5 separate regions of the Homo sapiens genome follow, and regions 1, 2, 3 and 5 are each linked to region 4. Evidence: chromatin loops called from intact Hi-C (ENCODE). Cell type or tissue: B cell. All regions are shown on one strand. Region 1 overlaps LINC02028 (long intergenic non-protein coding RNA 2028). Region 2 overlaps LOC102724877. Region 3 has its middle 22 kb from the start of LINC02038. Region 4 overlaps LINC02026 (long intergenic non-protein coding RNA 2026). Region 5 overlaps LINC02028 (long intergenic non-protein coding RNA 2028).

The links. Peaks named below come from ENCODE experiments on the same cell type or tissue, not always from the same donor. Only the 100,000 strongest peaks of a DNase experiment are listed, where the experiment ranks them.
Region 1: a loop joins it to region 4, with 3 times the contacts of the local background. A loop is called at or near these places in 2 of 110 quality-filtered maps.
Region 2: it touches region 4 in a loop (6-fold over the local background); 2 of 110 quality-filtered maps call a loop at or near these places.
Region 3: a loop joins it to region 4, with 2.3 times the contacts of the local background. A loop is called at or near these places in 4 of 110 quality-filtered maps.
Region 5: it touches region 4 in a loop (3-fold over the local background); 2 of 110 quality-filtered maps call a loop at or near these places.

What each region holds. Positions count from the first base shown.
Region 1 is chr3:194,030,443-194,035,442 of GRCh38, reverse strand. The region is part of intron 1 of LINC02028 (long intergenic non-protein coding RNA 2028); the gene reads left to right. Among named protein-coding and RNA genes, the nearest start is that of LINC02026, 29 kb to the right of the region's middle. RefSeq lists an enhancer at 2,688-3,265. In B cell, no CTCF peak of the experiment used is centred here; a DNase peak (open chromatin) is centred at 2,472; H3K4me3 peaks cover 1,204 bases.
Region 2 is chr3:194,102,436-194,107,435 of GRCh38, reverse strand. The region is part of intron 4 of LOC102724877; the gene reads right to left. Among named protein-coding and RNA genes, the nearest start is that of HES1, 31 kb to the left of the region's middle. RefSeq lists an enhancer at 3,228-3,317. In B cell, no CTCF peak of the experiment used is centred here; DNase peaks (open chromatin) are centred at 125, 2,985, 3,745 and 4,774; H3K4me3 peaks cover 2,268 bases; H3K27ac peaks cover 2,117 bases.
Region 3 is chr3:193,863,326-193,868,325 of GRCh38, reverse strand. No RefSeq gene overlaps it. Among named protein-coding and RNA genes, the nearest start is that of LINC02038, 22 kb to the right of the region's middle. In B cell, no CTCF peak of the experiment used is centred here; DNase peaks (open chromatin) are centred at 115 and 2,745; H3K4me3 peaks cover 762 bases; H3K27ac peaks cover 206 bases.
Region 4 is chr3:193,967,399-193,972,398 of GRCh38, reverse strand. The region is part of intron 1 of LINC02026 (long intergenic non-protein coding RNA 2026); the gene reads left to right. Among named protein-coding and RNA genes, the nearest start is that of LINC02026, 34 kb to the left of the region's middle. In B cell, CTCF peaks have their summits at 1,831 and 2,052; DNase peaks (open chromatin) are centred at 798 and 2,028; H3K4me3 peaks cover 916 bases; H3K27ac peaks cover 1,266 bases.
Region 5 is chr3:194,055,951-194,060,950 of GRCh38, reverse strand. The region is part of intron 1 of LINC02028 (long intergenic non-protein coding RNA 2028); the gene reads left to right. Among named protein-coding and RNA genes, the nearest start is that of LINC02028, 13 kb to the left of the region's middle. RefSeq lists enhancers at 2,378-2,427, 3,063-4,008. In B cell, no CTCF peak of the experiment used is centred here; a DNase peak (open chromatin) is centred at 2,580; H3K4me3 peaks cover 974 bases.

The DNA.
Region 1 (5,000 bases), 63 kb before region 4:
CCTTCGGGGTGCAATTCTCAACCCTGGCTGCACTTGTGGAGGTTTATAATATACAGATGCCTTGGTCCTATCCCAGAAATGCTGTTTTAATTGGTGTGGGGTGCAGCCCAGGTAGCAGGCATTTTTGAAGCTCGCCAGGCGATTCTAACGTGCAGCCAAGATTGGGAACTACTGCTTCAGGGAGCACATCCTGTAACTGAAGGCAGATGGAGGGCTTGGAGCAAAGCGGGTTCCAGTGTGAGTGCATGGCAATGCTTGATTCCTTTGCCTCCCTGACTGGACCTGAAGAGACAGAGCTCTGCTGGACTCCAGTGCCTGTCCACTAGAGGGGACGCAGCCCCAAAGCACCTCACGATGGGTCACCACCCTGGCTCAGCTCTCCCCCGCCTGCCACCCAACACCCCTGGGAGGTGAGTTTTAGGGCAGAAACAGCAACTGTTAGGGAGCAGGGCCGTCTTCATTCTGGCACACTCTAGGCCCAAGTCAGAGGTCTTCTTGCCAGGCACCTGAGAACAGGGTTCGGGTTCATGTTCCAGCCAAGCCCCTGGCACTGCTCCCACACCTGCCCCTCCTCTTGCCCGTTCGGCTCAGTGAATTGCACCCCCTTGGCTGTTCTGCTTCCAGAAGTCACTCCCCCTGGACTCTGCCCTACTTCCCTCCAAATCCAGTCAGTCACCATGTCCTGTGCACGCGTCCACTGAACTTGCTGTAAACCCGCCTTCCTCCCCAGTCCCACTGCCCGGGCCCTCTTCGGGCCTCCTTTCTTCTTCTGTAATGCAGTGGCCGCGCCTGCATGCGCTTCTGGGCTGCTCTGCTCTGTGATTTTCTCTCTATGCCAGATCAGTGTTCCTGTCCTACTGAAGTTCCTCCCTACTCTCTCTCTCTCTCTGTGTGTGTATATGTTTCTCCAAGTGATTCAAATCTGAAACTTCCTGGGATTTCCCTTTGCCTAGCACAGTGGTTCTTAAAGTGTCTTGGGAAGGCCGGAAGTATCACGATTACTTGGGAACTTGTTAGAAATGCAAATTCCCAGGTCCCACGCAGACCCACTGAATATGGGACTCTGAGGGTGGGCCCGGCAGCCTGCGTTCAAGCCCTCTAGGTGAGTCTGATGTGTGCGAGAGTTTGGAAGTCACTGGGCTGGACAGTTCATGCCACACTCCCATGTGAATTGAAAGCTTCCCACACGCTGGTCCCAATTTGCCTGTTCTGTCCAATTCCTAACTGTCCCATCTCCCATATCCCTTCCTGGGGGACGCTGCTCACACGGTTCCCTCTCCTGAAAAGCTGTTTGCCACTTCCAAGTATTGAAAGCTTCAAGATCCAGCTCAAGCATCATTTGTTTTGATGGATCCCAAGATTCCTCCTACAAGAACAATTTTCCTTCCTCCAGCCTCCACAGTATTATTTTTTTTTTTTTGCCTCTCCCTCTCTCAGTCTTTCTGTCTCTCTGAAGGGGTTTAGCCTTTAATAAGCAGGGCTTCATTCAACTGTGACTACACATGAGAGTCACTCAAGGAACTTTGAATACTTATACCCAGGCTACACTCCGGAGCAATGAGACCAGAATTTCAGGAAGCCTGGCATTGTATATTTCAGTAGTTCCCTTACATAGGTTTAATGTGCCTCTGAGTTTAAGACCCTCTCTTCTAAAGCGACCAGAGGGAAAATCATGATGGGAAGAGATAGGAATGTAAAGTTAGGAGACACAGGTTCTGCTCAGGGCTCTGTCCCAAATGACCATCTAATTTGGGGCAAATCACTTCTCCCCTCTTTCCCAAACTGCAAAATGGGGCATTGTTTTAGATCAGTGGCTCTCAAAGCCAGCCAATGCCTGGATGTCAATCCTACGGATTCCCATGTAATCTGTCTGGGGAGCAGCCTGGATTCTAACTTGCAGCCAGGGGTGAGAACTACTCTCTCAGATCTCATCTAAGGGCCATGCAATTGTGTACAACGGTTTACTTTGGAGAGCAAGGGTGTCTGTCTCTTCAAATACTTGGACTTCTTTGCCCCAGCATCTATTAATCTTTCCTCTTCCCAAATAAAACCTCAGACCTGGTGTCAGTGATGCTGGGGCATGTGAAGTTTCTTATCTGATAGCATAAGAGCCAGGGATATTGTGAGCCTACCACAGGCAGCCTGGTTGGGTGTGTTTGGCCAAGGTGGCAGGAGGCGGATTAAGGATCAGATGAAAATGCTCACCAGAGGCCTGGCAGGGGGTCACTGGGAGGGCTACTTCTGAGCTCCAAACACCAGCACGGGTGGGGGGATGGGTTTTCCTTCGAGGCTGGGTCAGGCAGGGTCTTATGTAAAGGGCAGATGTAAAAGAGACCTTGTAAAGTAGAAGAAGACGGAGTGCATCCAGGCAAGTTAAGTTCTGAAACTAGGTAAGTCAGTCTGCAGCCCGGGGTTGGCAGGATGACCCAGCAGCGGCGAGGGGCCAGGGACAGGGGCGGAGGAAACAGCTGCTTATTTAAGGGGTGGGGGTGGGGAAGGGAAGTAGAATGCTTACAGAAGCATCCTCTCTGATGAAGGTGTTACTGATCCCTGGAGACACCCAACAGCCATCTACAATAGGCTTCTCTGTTTATCTGCACATGACACCATCCCGTTTCAGAGCCCAGAGCAGAGACCTTCCACCTCAGATCCAGGAGAGTGGAAAAGACGCTCCCCCAAACCATCACCTTCCCTCAAACCCCCAACACCCTCAGCCTCCAGCGCACGATGAACTCTTTTCTTCCTCTGTGCTATGCCCTGCTGCCGCCTGCCCCATAAGGATTTCTTCCCCTAAAGATGGGCTGGTTTCTAAGGCCAACTGCCCCTGGAGGAGGGAGGGGGCTGTGTTTTGCAGTGAGAGGTAGTGTTGGCTTAGAGAGGCCCGAGTTGTTTTGCAGATGGGAAAACAGTCCTGGGGGTGCGGTGTCTGGCCCAGGCCAGCCCAGGGCGCCAGGACAGAGGTCAAGCCGTCTGTCTGGAGCTTGGAGCACTAGACCATGCTTCCTGATGACTTTACAGTCTAAGCCATTGAGGAAGAAAAAGCACATGGAAAAGGAGCTTTGTTTTGACTTCTCGACACTGGCAGGGACCGGTTCTCCCTGCTGGGAAGATGAGAATGTCACAGGGCCATGGGTGTGATGTGTTTCACCCCACACTCCCACCCTGTGAGGTGTCTGGTGAAGCCTGGGAGAAGGTAGTTTTCCAAGAGTAAGTCTCCTGGGTTTGCTCCAGGCAAATAAAGTTTTTGAACTTGAATGTTGGTCAAATAAAGCTTTGTGGTCCCAAGGAAGGAGAGCAGTTTCAAAAGCCACCCACCTGGAAGGCTCGTCACGGCTTTGGAGGCATCAGATCCCCTTTGCAAGGCCATTTTTTTGGTTGCCTTTGAGGTCAATGAATCAGAGCAGTCTGAATTCCATTTGCCCTGGCACAGGCTAGGCGGGGGCAAAAGGTCATGTGAGGAAGAACAGGCACAAACGAGGCGGGACCTGGCGCTGCACCTGAGGTTGGGTTTGTTGTGGCCCCAGCACACCTTGCAAATGGAAAAAGGTAGAGGGGTGTCTTCAGACCCCCAAATTGTAAAGTAGTCAGAGAATCACAACATTGGAAGGGACCTTAGACTAATTTAGTATCTATTCCACTCAGATGACCCAACCTGCTGGCTTTACAGACAAGGAGACCGAGGCCCTGGGATGTGTGGTGATGGGTTCACCGTCCTCCAGGGAGTGGAGACAGGCCTAGGATGAGCTCGACGATGCTTAGCCCCAGGCACTTTCTTTGGGTCCCTGGCTGCTTCCAGTCTTGCAACAGGACTCTGTGCCCTTTGGCTTGCTCTTAATATCCCTGACCTCTGGAGAGCCAGCCCCAGCTCTATGATTTTTGGCAAATCTGTTAACCACGATGTCCCTCCATCCAACCCAGCTGGGAAGCCAGGCAGGACGCACGGCTCCTGGGAAGCCAGCTAATGGCACCCTCTGGCCCTTCTCTGCCAAAAGCCCCACAGCGGGGAAAGAACCGGCTGGGGAGAGTTTGAGACGGCTTGGCAACCCCCTGATAGAGGCTTGGCTGGTGCACACCCCACTCCCCCTACCCAAGAAAGCCCCCAAATAGGAGGACTCTAAAGAAGAAACATCCTAAATGATGAGCCTTCACAAGGAGATTTTCACTGGTTCCTTCCCACACCAATTCATAGGATTGGTTTTCAGGAAAAAAAAAAAAAAAGTAGGAAAAGGATTGTTATGAGGCCAGACCTGGTGATTGCCCCAGGAGAGAATGAACCAAGAAACAATTGCCAATGGCATCAAGTAAGGCTGCCCATAGAAACTTACCGAAGAATCCATAGTTTAACATGTTATTACTTTCTTTATTTCCTCCAGAGAATTTTACAGTGGCACACCCCTAGGGACTATTCTTTCCCTTAATAAAAGAGGGAAAATGTAGATTTGGAGTAGGGAAGCTGTTGTCTTGGGACAAGCAGCCAGGAGGTGTGGGTGGGGTCAAGAGAAACTCTGGCCGGGTACAGTGGCTCACACCTGTAATCCCAGCACTTTGAGAGGCCAAGGCAGGTGGATCACTTGAGGTCAGGAGTTCGAGACCAGCCTGGCCAACATGGCGAAACCCTGTCTCTACTAAAAATACAAAATTAGCTGGGCATGGTGGCAGGTGCCTGTAATCCCGGCTACTCGGGAGGCTGAGGCAGGAGAATCGTTTGAACCAGGGAGGCAGAGGTTGCAGTGAGCCAAGATTGTGCCACTGCATTCCAGCTTGGGTGACAAAGTGAGACTCTGTCTCAAAAAAAAAAAGAGAAACTCCAGGTCCATCCCTCATGTCTGGGGCTCAGCTGTGCCACGTAGGCTGTTTGCACAGGTGAAGATCAAGGCTGCATGTCTGTGTTGCCCAAGCAGCCTCTGATGGCAGTCTGCCAGGTGAAAGCATTGGCCAGACCCTTGGCTTGATACTGGGCTAGTAATGAACCTCTGTGGTTGATGGAGCATATTACCTTT
Region 2 (5,000 bases), 140 kb before region 4:
GAAACTCAAAATCATGGTGGAAGGCATCTTTCCACAGGGCGGCAGGAGGGAGAATGAGTGCCAGGTGAAGGGGGAAGCCCCTTATAAAATCATAAGCTCTCATGAGGACTCAGTCACTGTCATGAGAACAGCATGGTGGAAACTGCCCCCATGACTCAATTACCTCCCACCAGGTCCTCCCATGACATGTGGGGATTATGGAAACTACAATTCAAGATGAGATTTTGGTGGGGACACAGCCAAACCATATCAGATGGCAAGTAAGCTTCCAAAATGTCAGGGCTCTCTTCTAACCACTGTATTGGGAGAGGGGGTGGGATCTCATACTTCCTCCCTGAGCTAGGCTTTGGGATCGGCATGTTCTGCCATGCAGACTGTGAGTCCACTTTTTCAAGCTACTACAAGGGAAAGATTATGGGCCTGTTTCTAGAAAACCAGTGGAGTAGAAGCAGCAGGAGAATAGTGACCATCCTGTTTGGTAGTGGTGGTGGGTGGCAGAGAGGGGCAATTCCCCGAGCAGGCGGCTTATCACAGAAGTCAAGAGAGGCTGGAAAGCAGGTGTCTGCTCTGCTCTGAGGAGCCCAAAGGAGCAAAAGGCAGTGACTGTCTCCTGGTGCCCCTTACTCCGTGAACACCTACGGGTCACCCATTAGTTATTCCTTCTCCCCAAAGGGAGAGAGAGGGGAAAGGCTCACTCCAACCCTCCTACTTCATATTCTGGGGAGAGCAAGTCTCCCCTGTATAGAAATGTGAAGAAGAGGAAATGAAGATTATCCTCCAAGGATACTTAGCTGCAGTAGCCACTTAACCAGTCCCTTAAAAGGGGACATAATTGTCCTTTTTTTCCCTGCAACAGACTGAATTGTGCCCCTCCCTAAATTCATATGTTGAAACCCGAACCCTGAATGTGACAGTATTTAGAGATGAGGCCTTTGGGAGGTAATTAGGTTTAGATGAATTCCTAAGGGTGGTGCCTTCATGATGGGATTAGCACCTTTATAAGAAGAAAGAAGAGAAATTAGACATCTTGCCCACACACACACTCTCTCTCTCTGCCATGTGAGGCCATAACTAGAAGTCAAGTCGGCTGTCTACAAGCCAGGGAGAAAGCCCTTACCAGAAGCCCACCATGCTGGCACCCTGATCTTGGCCTTCCAGCCTCCAGAACTGTGAGAAAATCCATTTCTGTTGTTTAAGCCACCTAGTCTATGGTGTTTTGGAATGGCAGCTCTAGCAAGCTAATACACCTTAGCAAAAAAAATGACATTTCTGATTTTTCACTTTTTTATCTTGACCTTTGCTATTATAGATGTACTTACTTTTTCATTGTAAGCAACCTGAATGTTTATATCATCTGTAGGTAAATAATCATAAACTTGGAGTTCTAAGGCGGACATGCGTAAGATACAGTGAGCAAATCAAGATGCTTTATGGGCATGACTTTAAAAGCCAGGATCAGTGAGAACTGGAGGGATCAGGTACGGCTTTCTACGGGTGGCAGGGCTGGAGTTGGGTTTGAGTGGGTGTAAGATATGGAGAAGGGCAAGGGAAAGTGAGTCGTGAGATCAAAGACAATGCTGGAGTTGGGAATAATCCATGGCTAGAGATGAACAACTGTCCTTCGGCCCTTTACAGTTTGTAAAGTCCTTTAACATCCATTACATCACAAAATCCTCATGCCGACTCTACAAAGTGAACATAATTATCATCTCCATTTTACCCTTGAGGAACTAGACTCAGAGAGATCCGATGGTGAATCTGAGACTCACACCTGACTTTTTTGGCTACAAATTTTATCGTTACTCCCACTCCCTATTGTATGCTGTCTGAGTTGGGTAAGGAAACCAGTTTGACCAAAGCGGAGGGAAGCAGTTGCTCTGGAGAGAAGTGGAAAACTGCGGTGTTGAGCTGAGGCCAAACCAGACCCACAAGGTCCCTGAGAGCCGGGTGGTGCAGATTTTATGCAGGGGAAACCACTGAAGGCTTTTGAGCAAGGGTGTGACATAATACAAGTAGAGAGATCCACCGTGCTGAGCGCTAGTGTGCAGAGAGGATTGGGAAGTCCAAAGAGGGAAGATGGTAGCAGAGATGCCAGTGACGGAGCTTCTGGAAGGAGTCTGCATATCCAGATTAGATCGTTAGTATCCAGGATATGTTGGCTTCTTTTTTGGGATTCATCACTGTGCCATTGGAATTAGAACTGGAATTGGACATAACTGAAATATTCCATTCCTTTCATTCACCATCTTTATTAATGGGCCAGTATTGCAGAGATTTGGTCCACGTTATTTTCAGCATTTTTGCTACACCTGCATCTCAGGAGGCTTCTCTGGCCCCGCCTATAAACAAAATTATGATTAACACAATGAACTAACATGTCTTAGAGCTGGAGCTAACATCAATTGACTTTTATTATATTTACTAAATATTTACTGAGTACTCACCATGTGCCCAGCACTGTGCAAAGTTCCTCCGTTGGGAAAACAGAAGAGAATCGGCACAGAGCAGCTAGTTAAGCTGCTCATGGGAAGCGGACAGGAGAGGGGGCTGGGACTGAGGACTGTGGGGACAGGACACTGGTAGGAGGTTAGACAGGGACACAAAGCATGCACGAGAAGGAAACCAAGACTAGCTCCTTTTGGATGTCAGAAGGATTAGATGTGGATCCACCAGCAGCAGTTGAGTGTTCCCCTCTGAGGTTTGCTTTGTCTTGTACCAAAGGGTGTCCTGGAGACAGAAGCCCCTGGAGGAATCTGTTCTCAGAGCTCCTTTCTGCTCTGCTGTGGCTGGCCCTCTGCAACTGGCTGCTCCAGAGTAGTCAAGACTGCCTCCTCCTCAGCCCCAACACTCATATGTGCTCCCCTGGGGCTGCAGTGGAGGGTCCCACCCTCCACAGGGGAAGTCTGTGCTGTGAGGTGCAACAGGACACCTGGGTCCCAGTGACAGTGACTCACTGTGTGCCCTTGGGCAGTTTATTTCTTCTCTTTGGTTCCTTCCTCTTTCAGAATTGGAGCAGCTCCTTGTAGCTTTAAAGATTTGATGGTGGTTACTGCAGGCCTGCAATGTGTGCCTGTGTGTGTGTGTGTGTGTGAGTGTGTGTGTGTGTTAGACTTGCTGTTTAATAGGGTGCTAAGACAGCAGGTGGGCCGTCTTTCCCACCCCCCACCCCCACACGTGTGGCTCTCATTACTGTCAGAAGGCGTTAAGTCGGCCCCATGGAGATGAGAACAGACCCCTTAATTAGGCACCGTTCCCAGATCGCAGGAGGGACTGGCCTGGGCCTGGCTGCCCTGGCGTTGCGGGGAGCCCAGGCTGCAGGGCTGGAGGGGGCTGTGGGGGGCGGTTGCGGCCAGGGCATCTGAAGGACTCAGCAGGTTTACACTTCGCTGACCCGATGGATGAATGGGGCCCTGTCCACTCACATGGGAGCCTGGAATCTTCAATTATGGCAATTACATCAACAGGTCGGAAGGGCAGCACTTTCCACTGAAGAGGTTCAGTGCTTAAAAGAAAAATCCTAAAGCTACTATTTTTTATCTTTCTTTTTTTTTTTTTTTAAAGGGATTGGGTTGATAGAAGAAGACCCCCATCTCCAGTCTAATTGAGCCATGGGTAGGGAACAAAAGATGTGGCACGGATTTACGTAAGATCTGGCTGGCACGTGCTCACCCGCTTCTGGACTTTTGGCTTTTCTCTCGCTCAACTTTGTATTATAGTCCCTGCAGGTGCAGGTGTGTCACCCTCATCACCTTGCTGAGGACAGGATGTGGTACCTTCATCTGGGAATCCCCCTGACATGCAGAGCAGTAGATGGCAGTCTAGACAGTACTGAACCGGTATCAGAGGGTGCATTAGATCTTGGAGGAGTCGCTTTGTCTCTCAGGCCCTCAGTTTTCACCTCTGTGAAGTGGATATAAAGCTGTCTATCCATCCTCTTTCCTATGGTTTCAGAGACACCAGTTCCTGCTACGTACTCACTATACTAATTGGATCTTTTCTTCCTCTCGGCCACCCTGTTAGGTAGGTGAGACTGGCAATGTGGCCCCAGCACCAGCAGTATAATGTCACCTGGGGGTATGTTTGAAATGCAGAATCTCAGGCCCCATACCAGAGCTGCTGAATCAGTCTGAATCTTTCCAAGCTCCCCAGGAAATTCGTGTGCACATCGAGAAACACTTTGCTACACTGGAAATTTGCACACATTTAACCTAAGTTGAGTGAATGAGCGTCAGCCTGTCATATGCATGTCATCTGTTAAATGGGGATAGTAACAGTTGTCCTTTTCTATTGGAGGGATGCTTTGAGGATCAAGTAGTTTATAATTATAAAGGTATTTTATCCAGACACTGGCTAATTTATTCAACAAACTTTGCCGAATGGCTACAAGACAGGTTTGGGGTTTGCAAAATATATTCTCTCCTTAGAAATAATTTGAACTATTCTAGAAATCTGATGTTTAAAAGAGCTAAGTATAGTAAAACATGGCAAGTGCTGTCCAATAGCCACGCTTAAATTAGGGGATGATTAGAGAAAAAAACAAGTAACTGTGATTGTGAAGTTCAGGGCTGTGTAGGTTAAGGGAGGCTTCACTGAGGTGGTGGCACTGAGCTTATGTAGGAATGAATGAGGTAGAGAAGGTCCTTCTAGACAGAGAACAACATAAACAAAGGCTCTGAGGTATGGGGTGGAGGGATTGGGGTGGCTACTATTTCCAGGTGGCCTCATAACGTGACTAGTAAGTACAGACCTGAGAGGTCTTTGCTGCCTGCTTCGTTTATTTGGGGCTGATTGCCTGGGTCATTTTAGGTTTCAGTCCTGTGGTTGGAGCCGTCCGTCCAAAAGTCACTGCTGTGCTTACACTGCCAACCACCTAAGACTTTTGTTTGTTTGTTTGTTTTTATTCTTCATGTGCTCTGGTGGGGGAGGTTTACTGCCAGCAGCAATGTCCTACTTCCTAAGATTTTAACATCACTTCGAGTTAAGGAGGGGAAGTTGATTTC
Region 3 (5,000 bases), 100 kb after region 4:
AAAACTGAGTCTTGCTCAATGTCTGGCAAAGAAGTCTTCCTTTATCCAACAATCCTGAGAGTCTAGCGGGTGTTGGGCACCATAAAGATGAATGAGGTGCGGTTCTTGCCACCAGGCAGTGCCCGGGCTTGTCAGGGAGACCCATGTGGAGCATGACAATTGCTACCTTCTTGATACGGGCAAAAGGATGTTGAGTCCAGTGGAAGGAGAGGCTTGTCTGGCTGTGAGATCAGCAAAGTCTTCACAGAAAAGGAGAATTTTAAATGGGGCCTTGAAGGGGAAGTGTCTCCTGGAGATGGAGAGAACATAGCGAGGAGAGTGCGGTGAGGTGGGGGGTGGCAGGGGAAGCACATCACTACGCGGTGCTTAGGGCCGAGTCTGAGCCAACCTGGGAGTGGCACTCAGCTCCCCCAGGCCCCCGAGATGCATGTTCAGCAGCATCCAGCGGCCTCCTGTGAAGCGACTGGGAGTCCACAGAGACAACAAAAGCAGATGTAGTGATGTGTAAACTTGAAGTTTCTAGAAGTTCCTTTGGGCCCCACCAAATCTCTGTGGCAATGAACCAATCCCACATGTTCCTGTGGGTAATGCTCCCAGAGGGCATGTGACTTTGGGCATCATTATTGGCTGAAAAAGGAAACTGGGGTAGTAGTTAGAGAGTGCTATGAACTGAATGTTGTGTGCCTCCCAAATCTGTACACTGAACTCCAAATCCCACTGTGGTGGTATTAGGTGAGGGGGCCTTGGGAGGTCATTAGGTCCTGAGGGTAAATCCCTCATGAATGGGATGAGTGCCCTCACACATGAGACCCCAGAGAGCTCTCTGGCGGTCTTTCTACCATGTATGGCTGCAATGAGAGGTCTGCAGCCTGCACCTGGAAGGAGGCCCTCAATGAACCTGACCAGACTAGCATCCTGTTCTCAGACTTCTGGCCTCCCAAACTGTGAGAAACAAGTTTCTGTTGTGTATAAACCATCCAATCTATGATAGTTTGTTATAGTAGCCAAACCGACTAGGACAGAGAGGATGTAAGGAGCCAGTGGAGGACTCTTTTAATGGAGAGACTACAGCATGTCTCAGGCTGAATGGTCCAGTAGGGAGAGCAAAAACAGTGCCCATGCATCACCCTGAGGTCTCACCCAACCCTGCTGGAACTGACTTTAGTGCCCTCTTCCAGTGTTCCCCGCATGACCTGGTGGGTGCACACCTGGCTGCTTGCATTCACACCGTCCCTCTCCACTTCTTCCTTCTCCCCAGCTCTCTTCCTGTCAACCCTGGCATTGCCTTTGTTGGCTACTGAGAGAAGACCAGAAATATCCATCTAGTCAGACTTGCCTGCTCCTGGGAAGAAAACAAAAATGCAAAGAAAAGGTTCTCAGGGAGATTGAGCCAACCTGGGAGTGGCCCTCAGCTCCTCCAGTCCCCAGAGACCCATGCTCTGCAGCATCCAAGGGGCTCCTGTGAAACTGTTGGGAGGCCAATGACACTCTGTCCCACGTTGTGGATCTATTTTGTGGTCTCTGTATCCTTCACTGCTTTTTGTGGACATTATTGTATTAGATTCCTTTGGAAATGATGATCCAGCTAATGGCCAGTTAGTAGGAAACATCACGACCCTCCCCCCAAATTCCAGCCTCTTGCTGAAAGGGTGGGGCCTGGGAAATCATATGGTATTGCTCCTGGTCACCACAGACCAGTGGTGGCTTTGGGCCAAATTCTGGCCCAGCCAATCCCCCCCACCTTTTTTTTTTTTTGAGAGAGAGAATTTGAGGTAAGAGACACAGAGACTCAGGTTAGGAGGATGCTTGAACTGAAAGGTCCTGAGACAGCAGGACAGGAGCTAGTACCATGCAGAACACAGCAGGAGCCACAGGCAAGCCTGAACTGTGGGAGAGAGAAAACGAAGGGCCTTCCAGAGAGGTCCAGTCTGCCAAGAGGAGAAGAGAGTTGACACGCAGAAAGAGTTAGGGGTGACAAGAACCCCCGTAGCCCCTTGAAGGACACAGAGAGGAGATCTTTTTTGTTCTTTTGTGATTCATCCTTTCTCACTTCCTGTCCTTGGAGGTCAACAACAGACCCCTGTATCCTTTTAATAATCCCTCTTTTCATTTGAAATTGTTCCAGAGGGTACCTGATCCTTGTTGCCAGCATGCCCTGAATAAGAAAAATGCTCAAACCAAACACTGAGTCTACTGAGTCTATGTGAATTAATTCTTGGAATTCCTTGGCTCAATTCAATAAACATTTCATGCACAATTTTTGTGTGCCAGGTGCTAGAGGCATTCTGAGAAAAACTGAGACCCAGGAGCTGTCCTCAGAGAGTCCAGTAAGATGTGGTCTGATAAGACATGTTTCCATATACCCAGAATACAAGGTAGTTTGCTAGGAGCACTGCAAGAGAAACGCAGATGGAAGGCTGGAGTGTGTACTGCCACTGTGGAAGCAGGAGGGGCTTGAGGGAAGAGGGCCTTCAAGAATGGGTGGAATCTAATATTGGAAAGGGGAGGAAGAGTGGAAAGTATAAGAATCAGAAGTCTGGTTGCAGGATGGGGCATGATATGGGTGGGACACTGTAAACTGCACAGCGTGGAAGGAATATGGAGTTTAGAGGAATAATGTTAGATGAGTCTGTAAGACGGGCTTGACTGGGATTATGAAGGGCCTTAAAGGTCAAGCCAAATTTGTTATCATAGAATCATAAGAAGGAGAAGAGCCTTAGCTGTTGTCTAGTCTAACTTAGGTAATTTGGTTCCAGTTCCTCTTAAGGTGGCCACCATGACAGACTGAATCTCAAGTACTCATCTGAGATACAGTCATTTCAATGGTAGTGACTCAGAATTTACTTTTCTTTTTTTTTACCCCAGCAAAATATTTATTTTAGAAAATAGGATTATATTATTTGTTGCTCTCCAACTTGCTTTTTTTGGACATCTTGGACATCTTTCTCTACCAGTACATATAGTTCCATTTCCTTCTTTTTATTTTATTTACTTTATTATTTTTGTAGAGATGAGGTCTTGCCATGTTGCCTAGGCTGGTCTGGAACTCCTGGGCTCAAGAGATCCACTCACCTTGGCCTCCCAAAGTGCTAGGATTACAGGCGTGAGCCACTGCAGATATTTTTATTTTTTATTTTCATTTATTTCAATAGTTTTTGGGGAGCACGTGGTTATTTGATTACATGGATAAGTTCTTTAGTGGTGATTACCGAGATTTTGGTGCACCCATCACCCAAGCAGTGTACACTGTACCCAATGAGTAGTCTTTTATCCCTCGTCCTCCTTCCCCGCTCCCCTCACGTCCCCAAAGTACATTGTATCTTATGCCTTTGCATCCTCATGAGATTACTTTTCTATCTTTAACAACTTAAGAGTTCTTTCCAGAAGAGTCCTCTTACTACGAGGAAGAGTGTTAGAGCACAGGGAACTGGGCCTAGAGAGTCTGCAGCAAATTGTCTCAAATAGCAGCTTAAAAAGGTAAGGAACAGAAAAGAAACACTCTCTATCTATGTGCTGGCCTCAGGCACAGTGCTTCTAGATGGTAGAACATCTGTGAAGTAGAAATTACAATCACTTTTCAGGTGAGAAAACAGGAGCTGTAGGGAGGAGTCGGACAGGTCCCCAGGCCCAGCAACTATACCAGGTGAGGCAGGAATGTGGCCTCGTGTTGACCAGATTCCACAGCCACGGGCTTCCATCCCTCTTCTCTGCTTGCTTTAAGACTAACCACCCTGGCTTCAAGTAAGTATCACTCACAAAGGAATTTCAAAAAGACATGCACATAAATTAATGGCTGATGGCTGTAGGTGGTCGTATGGGAGGAACCGATTATAACATTGTATGAACTTAGCAAAGCTCTAAACCATAGCACAGACATTTGGCAAAATGGTTACTCTTTTTCAATCATCCAAGGACTCAGTTTATAATAAGCCTTGAGCGAGTCCCTAAATTCCAAAGCCCTTAGCATCTTCCAGGACCCTCTTGAGACCACACAGTGCTTCCAGCTTCCGGAAACAGCAGATGCTATTGCTTCCATGAGCAATGTCAGCATTTAATACACAAGGGGGAACAGAGAAAGAAACCTATATGGATGGGGAGCAGGGAGGAGGGGCAGCACTGGATCCTCTCCTGGGCCCTGTCCAGCTCGACATTCCTGAACAGAGCGTGCTGTTCCCTCTCCTGATGTTGGCAGCTTAGAATGCAGGAGCCTTAGATGGGTGGCCTGGAAGGGAGGCCAGCAGGGAGAGGTGACCTGGAAGTGAGGAAGCTCAGGAGGGACTGATGGTAATTGGAGGGGCAGGCAGAGAGAGGCAGATGAAGAAACAGCCGAGGCCTGTGTGAAGGCTGGACCCAACCTGCGTCCAAGCAGAAAGTCCAGAGAACTTAGCACAGCTTCCAAAGCTTCAGAGTACATCAGAACTACTTGGGAAGTGCGTCAAACTCTGGTTCCTAGGGAAATCCTCAGAGATCCTGCATCTGCGATGAGGCCCAGAAGTGGTTTTTGTGACCAGTTCCAAGGCGACTTCATACAGGCAGTCCTTGGGGACACTGGTGACAGGATTTCCCTCTCTGGACCTTGGTGTCCTGCTCTGTAAATAAAGGGGTTTGTCAAAGACGGTTTCTGCTTTCTCTGTCAGCTCCAACATACAGCTTCTCAAAAGCTTCCAAAAATCCCCTTACCCAAGCTTGCAGCCCTCATCACCTGTCTCAAGATAATGGTTTCCTATTCTTTTTAATGTATAAGGCAGACAGGTGGTCATGTACCTGCTCAGCTCTTGAAAAGGACCTACATGATAGACTCTAGCAACTCCACCTCGTCTGCCCATTTTGGGGGAGAGTAAAGCCACGTCGTGTGCGTTCACATAGGCATCCAAATGGGACAGACTTCCTCTCTCTGGAGGCCGTGGCTCCAGGTCAAAACAAAACCACTTCCAGGTCTCAGGTCACAGGATCCTGCAGAATGATTTATTTAAGGAAGAAAGCTTCAAGGGCTCCAGAGA
Region 4 (5,000 bases):
CTCTTAACATAGGGAATCTTATCCCCTGGAAGGCTGGGCTGTCATAAACTGGCTGGGAATCAGACTCTATGGAGGTTCTTACTTTTGCTGTCTGACCCTCGAATGGTTTTCTTTTTTCTTTTTTTCCTTTCTTTTTCTTCCCCTGGCTTTGGGAGAAGAAAAATTGGACTGTGGGGTAAAGAAGAACAATGCCTCAATTAGCTAGAAAGCTACAGTATTGAATTAAATGAGCCCCATGCTATGGCTCATTAACAACATCCTATTACTTAGCAAGTCTATAACTAGTGTTTCAGCTAAAGAAAGAAATGTAAATCATTTAATACACCTTTCCTAATTGAGCTGTGCACCAGGGGCACCCTCCTAATGGTATTATGGCACCAATTACCTCATCAGAAGAGAAGAGCTGCTTTTATGACAGGTTTTGGAAATTAAAATGGCAGAGAGATGTCTTTTAGGAGGAGTAATTCTGGGCTGGGCTGTGCTGAGCAACGAGCAGGGGCTGAAAGGGCACGTGGGGCCCGGGTGCTAAAGGCGGGACGGTGACCCCTGTCTGGTCTGACCCCCATCTTGGGGATGAGATCTGAACTTAGTCTTTTCATACTGTCTGGTCAAGAATGTGAGCCACAGTGGCTCTTGTACTTCAGTGTGTATAAAATCCACTGGGGAAGCTTGTTAGAAATTTAGATTCCAGGGCCCCACCCTGAGATTCTGACCCAGGAAGTCTGGGCTGGGCTCCAGCCAAACCATACTTGTAATAAGACCTCTGGGAAACTCCCTTGCAGAAAGCTGAAAGACACTGTTTCGAGAAACATAGCAGAGAAGGTCCCAATGATTTCCACCAAAACCCAACTACGTGTCTGCAGGTTCCTCTATTACTAGGGGTTTTACCCGTCCCAAAGACCGGATTGAATGAGACTTATTTTGGTTTGCTTCTTCAGACACAGCACAGCTACCTTCCTCCTTTTCTCTCTGCTTAGCCTGCTTTGGTTGGTACATGGGGTAGAGCAGTGGGGCAAACGGGGATGACTGTTTGCTTGGGTGTTCACTCTCTGTGTGATGTCGGGCAGGGCATTGTACGCTTGGGGCTGCAGTTTCCGCACCTCAAAATGTGCATGGTCAGGTAAAGGGTATGAACACGTTATTGATCAAGACACTTTGTCTTTTTTGCGACTCAGTTTTCCTTATCTATAAGATGAGAATGTTGCGCTTTATGAATTTGGCGAGTGTAAATAGGAACTGAGATTCTCTTTCTGGCAGCTTTTCATGGTTTCCTTTCTGTGGCAAGGAAAGGAAGAACTTCAACCTCCAGATTTTGTGTAAATATTGAATCTATAGCAATGGTTTTGTGGAGTGTTCCAGTTTCCTAGGCTGATGATTAATGTGGTTTTCTCTGTGAGTGTTGAGCCTTCTCAAAAGGCTTTTCCTGCTATTCCTGTGAAATGCACAAAGGCAAAGTGTTAGTCCTGCTTTTTTCTCTATTGCCATGTGGAAGGGGGAGCAGATGCATTCTGCATTCCTCACAGGGCAGAAGACATGTCAGCTGACAGACGTGGGGAGGCAAAACTGGCCTTAATCTGATATGAATTTCCTGACAATTACAATGACCTCCCTGATCCCAGACCTTTGCTGGCTTTATATTGCCTATCACATCACACACAGACTTCCCTGTTTGGCCTGCCGTGTCCCCATCATTTGGCTTGAGCAGGCTTTGTTAATCCTATATCCTCGAAGTAACTTGAATTGTGGGGCTTTAACTCACTTTTATTTATTTATTTATTTATTTATTTATTTATTTATTTATTTATTTTTATTATACTTTAAGTTCTAGGGTACATGTGCACAACGTGCAGGTGTGTTACATATGTATACATGTGCCATGTTGGTGTGCTGCACCCATTAACTCGTCATTTACATTAGGTATATCTCCTAATGCTATCCCTCCCCCCCTCCCCCCTTAACTCACTTTTTTGATGCTCGCTCTCCAATCCACATTTCCAACTAGGTCCTATTCTACATGTTCAACAGCCCGCAGAGCTCCCCCAGTGGACTATGTTGTCATTACTACAAACCTAAAACGTCCTCAGGCACATCCATCAACTCTCCCTTACCCTTGTTGCTCTTCCCATTGATCTCTAGTTCCAGTTGCAGAAGCATGGTCTAGGGTTAGGAAATGAAACATAGCTTGGAAGATCCCAAACCTCCTCATTTTATTAAACACTCTATAGCTAGAATCTATTGCTTTGAAATAGCTCAGAGTTTAATAGTCAGAAGAAATCTTTTCCAGTTCTTACAGCCCATACCGTTTCTTCTTCCAAATCAACAATGAAACGTCTCTAGGTTTTATAGCTTTTGGGTCTGGTTAAATCTCATGTGTAGGAGAGAATGGTCTGTTGGCAGCACACGTGCAAATGGGGTGTGTAGACAGCATAAGCCGAGTGTAAATCCATGGTAGGTGCATGCCAAAGAAGGTCACATATGTCCGTTTTCATTAAGAAAAAGTGCAGCCTCTTGTGTGAGCAAAGGTATTGTCCTGATCAACTTGCACTGATTGAAACATGCCTGGGGTGCTTCTTAACTTATTATTATATTATCGTATGTGTATTACCTTTCCGAGCTGTCAAAGATGGTGACTTTAAAGTCGGCCATTACTAAGTCATTTCTATCCATTTCTTTCTGAATTTCCACGAATTCTTGCTTTATTTGTTTTTATTCTACATTATGTGGCAATTAAAGCATCATGACAGTTATTTACATGCTATTCACTTTTTCAATATTTATCTAAATGTCATGTAAGTTTTCCGTTTTAAATTCTACTTTGATACAAAATATTGTGACCCTGTTTTCTTTACAAATTGAGTCTTTGTGCATGTGATGTATTTGCTAGCTTATCCTTTCTTATTCTAATGCTTTTCTTTATTTGAGGTATATATCTTGGGATGATAGCATATTGATAAGTTTAGTTTTTCAAATATGGGAGCTAAAGCCACTTACATTTGTTATCACAGTTACCATTTTTGTTTTAACTTTAGTCCAGTTGCTTATGCTTTCTGGATTTTAAAAATATTTTCTTGCTCTCTGCTTAAAATTGTTTGTGTTATGTTGTTTGTATTTTCTATTTTTCCACTAGTGATATGGAAGGTATAGGTCCTATTTTAAAATTCTATTGGGATTGCCCTGAAAATTTTAAAAATACACGAATCTATATTTTCCCAATTTTTGATTTTTAAAAATGCTACCTATTGATTGTTTCTTATGCAAGGTGAAGAAATAACCTTTTATTTTCCCCTCCTTCCTAAGTTCACTCAGTTTCTTATTTTATGTATTTAATTTTGGACTTTAGACTCAGGGGTTATCTTTATTTCCAACGTACTGTTTTATAAACATTTTCAAACATACAGAAAAGTTGAAAGAATTCTACAGTAAACACCCACGTGTCTACCATCGCCATTTTCCTATACTTGCTGTATCATGTTCTGTCCATCTATCAACCCGTGTTTAAAACAAATGCATTTCAAAGTAAATTGAAAATATCAATTGCTGTAGTTTGATGTTTGATTCTTCCAAATCGCATGTTGAAATTTGATCCTCAATATTGGAGGTAGGGCCTAGTGGGAGGTGAGGTGGGGCCTAGTGGGAGGTGAGGTGGGCCTAGTGGGAGGCCTTCAGGTTGTTGGGGTGGATCCCTAAGGAATAGATGAATGCTGTCCCTGGTATGGGAAGGAATGAGTGAGTTCCTGCTCTATTAGTTCCTTAGAGAGCTGGTTGTTAAATAGAGCCTGGCAGCTCCCCTCCTCCTCTCTCTTGCTCCATCCTTCACCATGTGGTCTCTGAACACGCTGGCTTCCCTTTGCTTTCACTATGAATGGAAGCAGCCTGAGGCTTTCACCAGATGCCCAGTCCCTCATCCAGCTGAACTCTGAGCTAAATAAACCTTTTTTCTTTATAAACTACTCAGTCTCAGCTATTCATTTATAGCAATGTAAAACAGACAAAGACATCAATATACTTCTTGAATACTTCTGCATAAATATCATTAACTAGAGTTTAATAATTGCTTGCAGTATTTTTCTTTGAGGCAAAATTTACAAACAATGAAATACACAAATTTTAAGTGTGCATTCATTGAATTTTGACAAAGGTGTGCCAGTTATTATTTTAAAAATTATTTTCTCTTTCAAGAATTACTGTTTTGTATTTAAAATGTCTTTTACAACCATACTTTAGAGGATGTTTAATTGATTTTTAGCAACCACTATGACAGCTGGGCATGCTAGCTCATGCCTGTAATCTCAGCACTTTGGGAGGCCAAGGCAAGAGAATCACTTGAACCCAGGAGTTCAAGACCAGCATGGGCAATGTAGTGAGACCCCCATCTCTACATTTTTTTTTTTTAACTGAGCATGGTGGCATGTGCCTGTGGTCCCAGGTACTCAGGAGGCTGAGGTGGGAGGATCCCTTGAGCCCAGGACACAGAGGCTGCAGTGAGCCAAGATTGCACCACTGCACTCCAGCCTGAGCAACAGAGTGAGACCCTGTCTCCAAAAAAATAAATAAATAAAATAAAATAAAAATAAAGTAACAACCATGAGTTCCATTTCATTAGAACTTCTCCATTTTTCGTTTTGAATAATTTCTAGTTGGCTGGAGTATGATTTAAGTAGTTTTTTCAAAAGTAATGTCAGTGATATGGCTTAGGAATCTGAATAATTGAAAATTTTTGTAAGAAAATGTAAAGAAATATAAGAAATTTTTTTCAGACATGAATGACAACTTAAATGAGTTTAGAATTCTTGACTAGCAGGCAATTTTTTGCACTCAAAACTATAAACATTTCTCCATTTTCATCTGATGTTTAATGTTATAGAGCTATCTGATGCTAGTCTATATTTCTATCTTTGTAGGTAAGCTAACTTGTTTCCTGTCTAGGTAATTGTAAAATGCTCTTATTGTTCTTGAACTTGAGTTCATCTGCTAGTTGAAGTCTTTAAGGTAATTTTGCC
Region 5 (5,000 bases), 89 kb before region 4:
ATTATAGACATTTACTTACAAAACAAACGCTAGATTTCTTCTGTATATCAAGAAATCAGTAGATCCTTCTATATAGGAAAACTAAATCTTTTTTGATTGATAAGAGTGTTTGGGCTTTCCCTGGGCACTTATGTCATTGGATCACATTTAGATGGAGTGCCTTGGAAAGTTTGACATCTCTCATAGATGCCAACATGAGAGACTAATCGTACATAAAATAGCCTAGAGCCACTGGGGATTCAAATGGCTCCGGCCTGACCTCTTATCCTGACTTTCATACTTCTACCACCTCCAGCTCAGACCAGTCTCTTAGGCTGGGTCTAACACAAGCCAGTTCCAAAGAATGGGCATTATCCCTGGGTTAAATAAATATTTTATGTGATTTATTTCACTTGGCCAATCAATTATTGGATCAGATTGACCTAGAACCTTCTGGTTCTTATAGTACTATTCTGTCTCTGTCCCTTAGGAAAGGATCAGCAACAACACACACGCACACACACACAAACACACACACACACACACACAAACACACATACACTTAACAGCATTTTGAAGCTTTGGTGAGACACCTTAACTTATTTAAGCAAAATACACAATTAAATAGAGTGAAAGCTCACATCTGTTTTGAGATTGACTCTGGTAGCGCTAGTCTTATTGGATTTTATAAAAAGTAATTCCAGTTATGGTAACTACATTTATAAAAGCACAGCTGGGGTGGATGAAACTGGAGTCGTTCACTAGGTTAGATCAATATTCAACCCTGGCTACACATTCACCTGGGGAGCTTTTGAAAAATGCTGAGGCCTGGGCCATACTTCAAGCCAATGAAAGCAGAATCTCTGGCTGCGAGGCCTAAGCATCTGTATTTTTAAAAGCTCCTCCAGGAGATTTTAACGTTGAGAACCACAGAGTTAGATGAATAGAAGCAGGGAGTCAGGAAAGGGGTGATTAATACTATGCCATGCCAGTGATGGACCAAAGAGCTTAAGCTTTTTTTTTTTTTCTTAGATGGAGGTTCGTTCTTGTCACCCAGGCTGTAGTGCAGTGGTGCGATCTTGGCTCACTGCAATCCCTGCCTCCCTGGTTCAAGTGATTCTCCCATGTCAGCCTCCCGAGTAGCTGGGATTACAGGCACCCACCACCATGCCCAGCTAATTTTTGTATTTTTAGTAGAAACGGGGTTTCACCATGTTGGCCAGGCTAGTCTCAAACTCCTGCCCTCAGGTGATCCACCCGCCTTGGCTTCCCAAAGCGCTGGGATTACAGGCGTGAGCCACCACACCCGGCCTGAGCCTAAGCTTTTCATTTCGAATAAGTCTCTGGATGTCAGAGCTGGATATATACCTTAAATATATGTCTCATTTTGGAGAAGGGAAACTGAGGCTCAGAGGCTTAGTAATGCTATATAGTATTATCCTGGCCAGAAACTTGTCTTCCACTGTATGCCTGTCACCTAAAGAGCAAGCTTGGGAATTAAAAGAACAAACTCCTGTCCATGAATCTAACCGTCTATTTATTTAGTAATATTTAAACACTGGAAATGGTTTCTGGTGGTGGAATCAGCACAGCTTTGTAGCTCTCAGATGTAAAGGCTGTGTCCCTTATTAGCTACTGCTTATTTTTTCTGAGCCTGTCTTCTCATCTGGCAAATAAGAATTAAGAATAACTACTCTCCAAGTGTTATCACAAATGAGATGACAGCAGGTAAAACATGTAGTATGTGCTCAGAAAACTAAATGGAATTATAATTATTAACTGCGTTAAAAAAATCTGGGGATTTATGTAGAAATAGCTGCAGAGGGGATAAAAAGAGCTTCTTGGAGCTTCTTTGCATGAAATATCATAACCCTGCAAAGGTTGTTTTTGGTTTCTATTGATTGAAAACACAAATAAACCCCAACTGAAGCACTCTTATGAAGGAATGAATGGATTTCCAATCTGTGTTTTCTTGTTTACTGTGGAAAATATGCGATCCAAGGAAAACACAGGTGGTTAAACTGCTCAGTGCCTCTATTTTTATCATAAGCAGAGGGCTCTAAGCATTCAAACCCAAATATTTTACTTAATAGAAAATGAAGACTTAACTTCTCAAGGTTAACTGGATCCAGGTTTCCTGTGGCCAAATTTAGATTTTCAGCCATCAGTTGAAATTCCAAAACAATAATAAAAAGCTCACAATTAGCATTTTTAAAGAAGCATTTTCTTTTCATTTAGGAACTTTTGCTTTTTTGGCATCCCTTTTGTTTTGCAAAAATAAAATCTTAGTAGGGAGAGGAAAGCCACCTCCCCGGGTTGGATGCTTGCGAGATGAAGATGGGAGCCCACCCCGCAGGGCCCTGGAGAAGGTGGCGCCCCTCCCCCCTGCCCCCGTCCCCCTCCCCACTCCCCTCTTCTCTCCCCGCTGCCCGCCCCGCCACCCGGGCTTGTGCGGACGTGTCTCGGGCGTGACCTTTGAGCAGCTGCGCCACCGGCTCAGCCTCGCGGCGGGGGAAACCCGAGCTCCCAACAAAACGGTTCCATCTTTGGCTAGGCCTTTGGTATTTCAAGGCGCTGCCGGTGGGGAGAGATGCCGCGTGCCTGAGAGGCTCTGGGAGGTCGCCGCAGCTTTCGCTTCCCGGGTTTTACATTTCCGAAGGGGCTGAACGTCTGCAGAGGAACCGGAGCTGATGCTGGGGCTGGGGCTGGGGCCGGGGCGGGAACCTAACGAATGCACCTCTGGGGAGGCTAGAGGGAGCGCGGCTCAGCCTCCTCCCTGGGTGGGTCCTTCAGCGCTCTTTCCTTCTTTTTTTCTTTTCTGCAGATGTTATGTGGTCAACAGGGACTGAGGCTCTTTAAGCCCTTAAATCTCTAAGGGCTAAATCTCCTTCCTGATATTCGCCCCCAAACCGGTAACGGTTTTCACATGATTCAGATACCTCTCTACCTGCCTGAAGGACTGGAGTGCAAAGTTGAACTTGACTCAGATAAATGCATTGATCCTTCCCTGGGGAAAAAAGTTTAGACATCACTAATAGTAGTTAACTTTTGAGTGCTTCCTCTGTGCTAAGCACGGTTCTAATCACTTAAATGTAATAACTCATTTAATCATCACAACAATTCTATGACATAGGAATTCTTATTTCTGCCTAACAGGCACCAAAGAAGGCCCAGAGAGGTTTAACAACTTCCTCAGAATCACACAGCTTCCAAATGGTTGGGTTGGGTTTACATTTAGGCGGTCTTGCTCCAGAGCCAGTGCTCCTAACCTTTGCAAGCCACGAACCTCAAGAAAGTGGAGAAGGAAACGCTGGGAAATCTGGAAGTCAGACATGGCAAGTGAGGACTTTCTTTTTTCTTTTCTTTTCTTTTTTTCTTTTTTTAGAAGGAGTTTTGCTTTAATTGCCGAGGCTGGAGTCGGCTCACTGCAACCTCCGCCTCCCAGGTTCAAGCGACTCTCCTGCCTCAGCCTCCCAAGTAGCTGGGACTATGGGATTACAGGCATGCACCACCACGCCCGGCTAATTTTGTGTGTGTTTTTAGTAGATACGCGGTTTCTCCATGTTGGTCAGGCTGGTCTCGAACTCGCGACCTCAGGTGATCCGCCCACCTCGGCCTCCCAAAGTGCTAGGATACAGGCGTGAGCCATCACACCTGGCCAGGACCTTCTTAAATGCTCTGTTTTGGTCAGAAAGTGCTGGGACCCCGGGGTGGCACACCCAGCACTCACCAGGAACTAAGTACTTGCTGTCCGTTTTGGACACGTGCTGGCAGCTTGTTGACTCTCATGCCGCCATTCTCAAGAGGGGCTCCCTGGCAACCTCATCTATTGCCTGTTGGAAAGGGACAGGGCAGGCAGGGACAGGAGAGGCCGATGGCAGGCAGTTGGCTCCCAGGGTCGGTCTGAAGAGAGAGGAGAGAGGTGTGAGAAAGAGAGGGACCCACGGCATGAGGGTTGAGGCAGGGGCCAGGTCTTGCCTTGGATGCCCCAGGAAGTATGCCAGGCACTTGGGGGAACTCCTGCCCTGAAACAGTGAAGTCTGCATCCAGCAGGCCAGTTTGTTGATGAACAGGTTTGGCTAGACTGTCGAGGAGTCAGAATTTGTCCCTGTCTAGTTTGTTTCTTTGTATGGAGGTGTGGGCACAGAACGAGTCCTTAGAGGATGCTTCTGGGGAGAGAGCAGTGAAGACCAAAGTTCTAGGATGGTTTGAGAGCTCCCTTCTCTGGCACGTGGAAAAGCAAGATGTGTGCCCTCCCCCAAACACGCGCCACACCAGCTTCGCTTCCCACTGGTCTGAACGTCTCTCTTGGCTAATTCTTCCTCTTGGATTCCATTACCTTTGTGCTAACAGCTCCTACAGCGCCATTTTATATCAGCAAAAAGTACCCAGCACAGTTGCCTGAGTCAGGCAGGAAGAGCTTTGTGCCCCTCCCGCCGCCCACTCAGTACCCACCCACACAGCACACAGCAGGGGTACTGAAAGTGCATCTAGGCCGGGCGCGGTGGCTTACGCCTGTAATCCCAGCACTTTGGGAGGCTGAGGTGGGTGGATCACGAGGTCAAGAGATCGAGACCATCCTGGCCAACATGGTGAAACCCCATCTGTACTAAAAATACAAAAATTAGCCGGGCGTGGTGGCACATGCCTGTAGTCCCAGCTACTTGGGAGGCTGAGGCAGGAGAATCACTTGAACCCGAAAGGCAGAGGTTGCGGTGAGCTGAGATTGTGCCACTGCACTCCAACCTGGCGACAGAGTGAGACTCCGTCTCAAAAGCAAACAAACAAACAAAAAACAAAGTGCACCCACAGGGTGTCCTGGGGGTACCCATGCATCATCCTGACTGTCTGAGTATCCCCAGGCCAACCTTAAGAGTACAATATTCCTTCAGGTGGGTAAACTGGTATGGTGAGACCCTTTGTGGGTTCCTGTATGGCTCTGCCACTTACTTGCTATGTGACCTTGGGCAGGTTACTTAACTTTTCTGTGCTTCAGTCTTGTCATCAGCACAATGGTGATA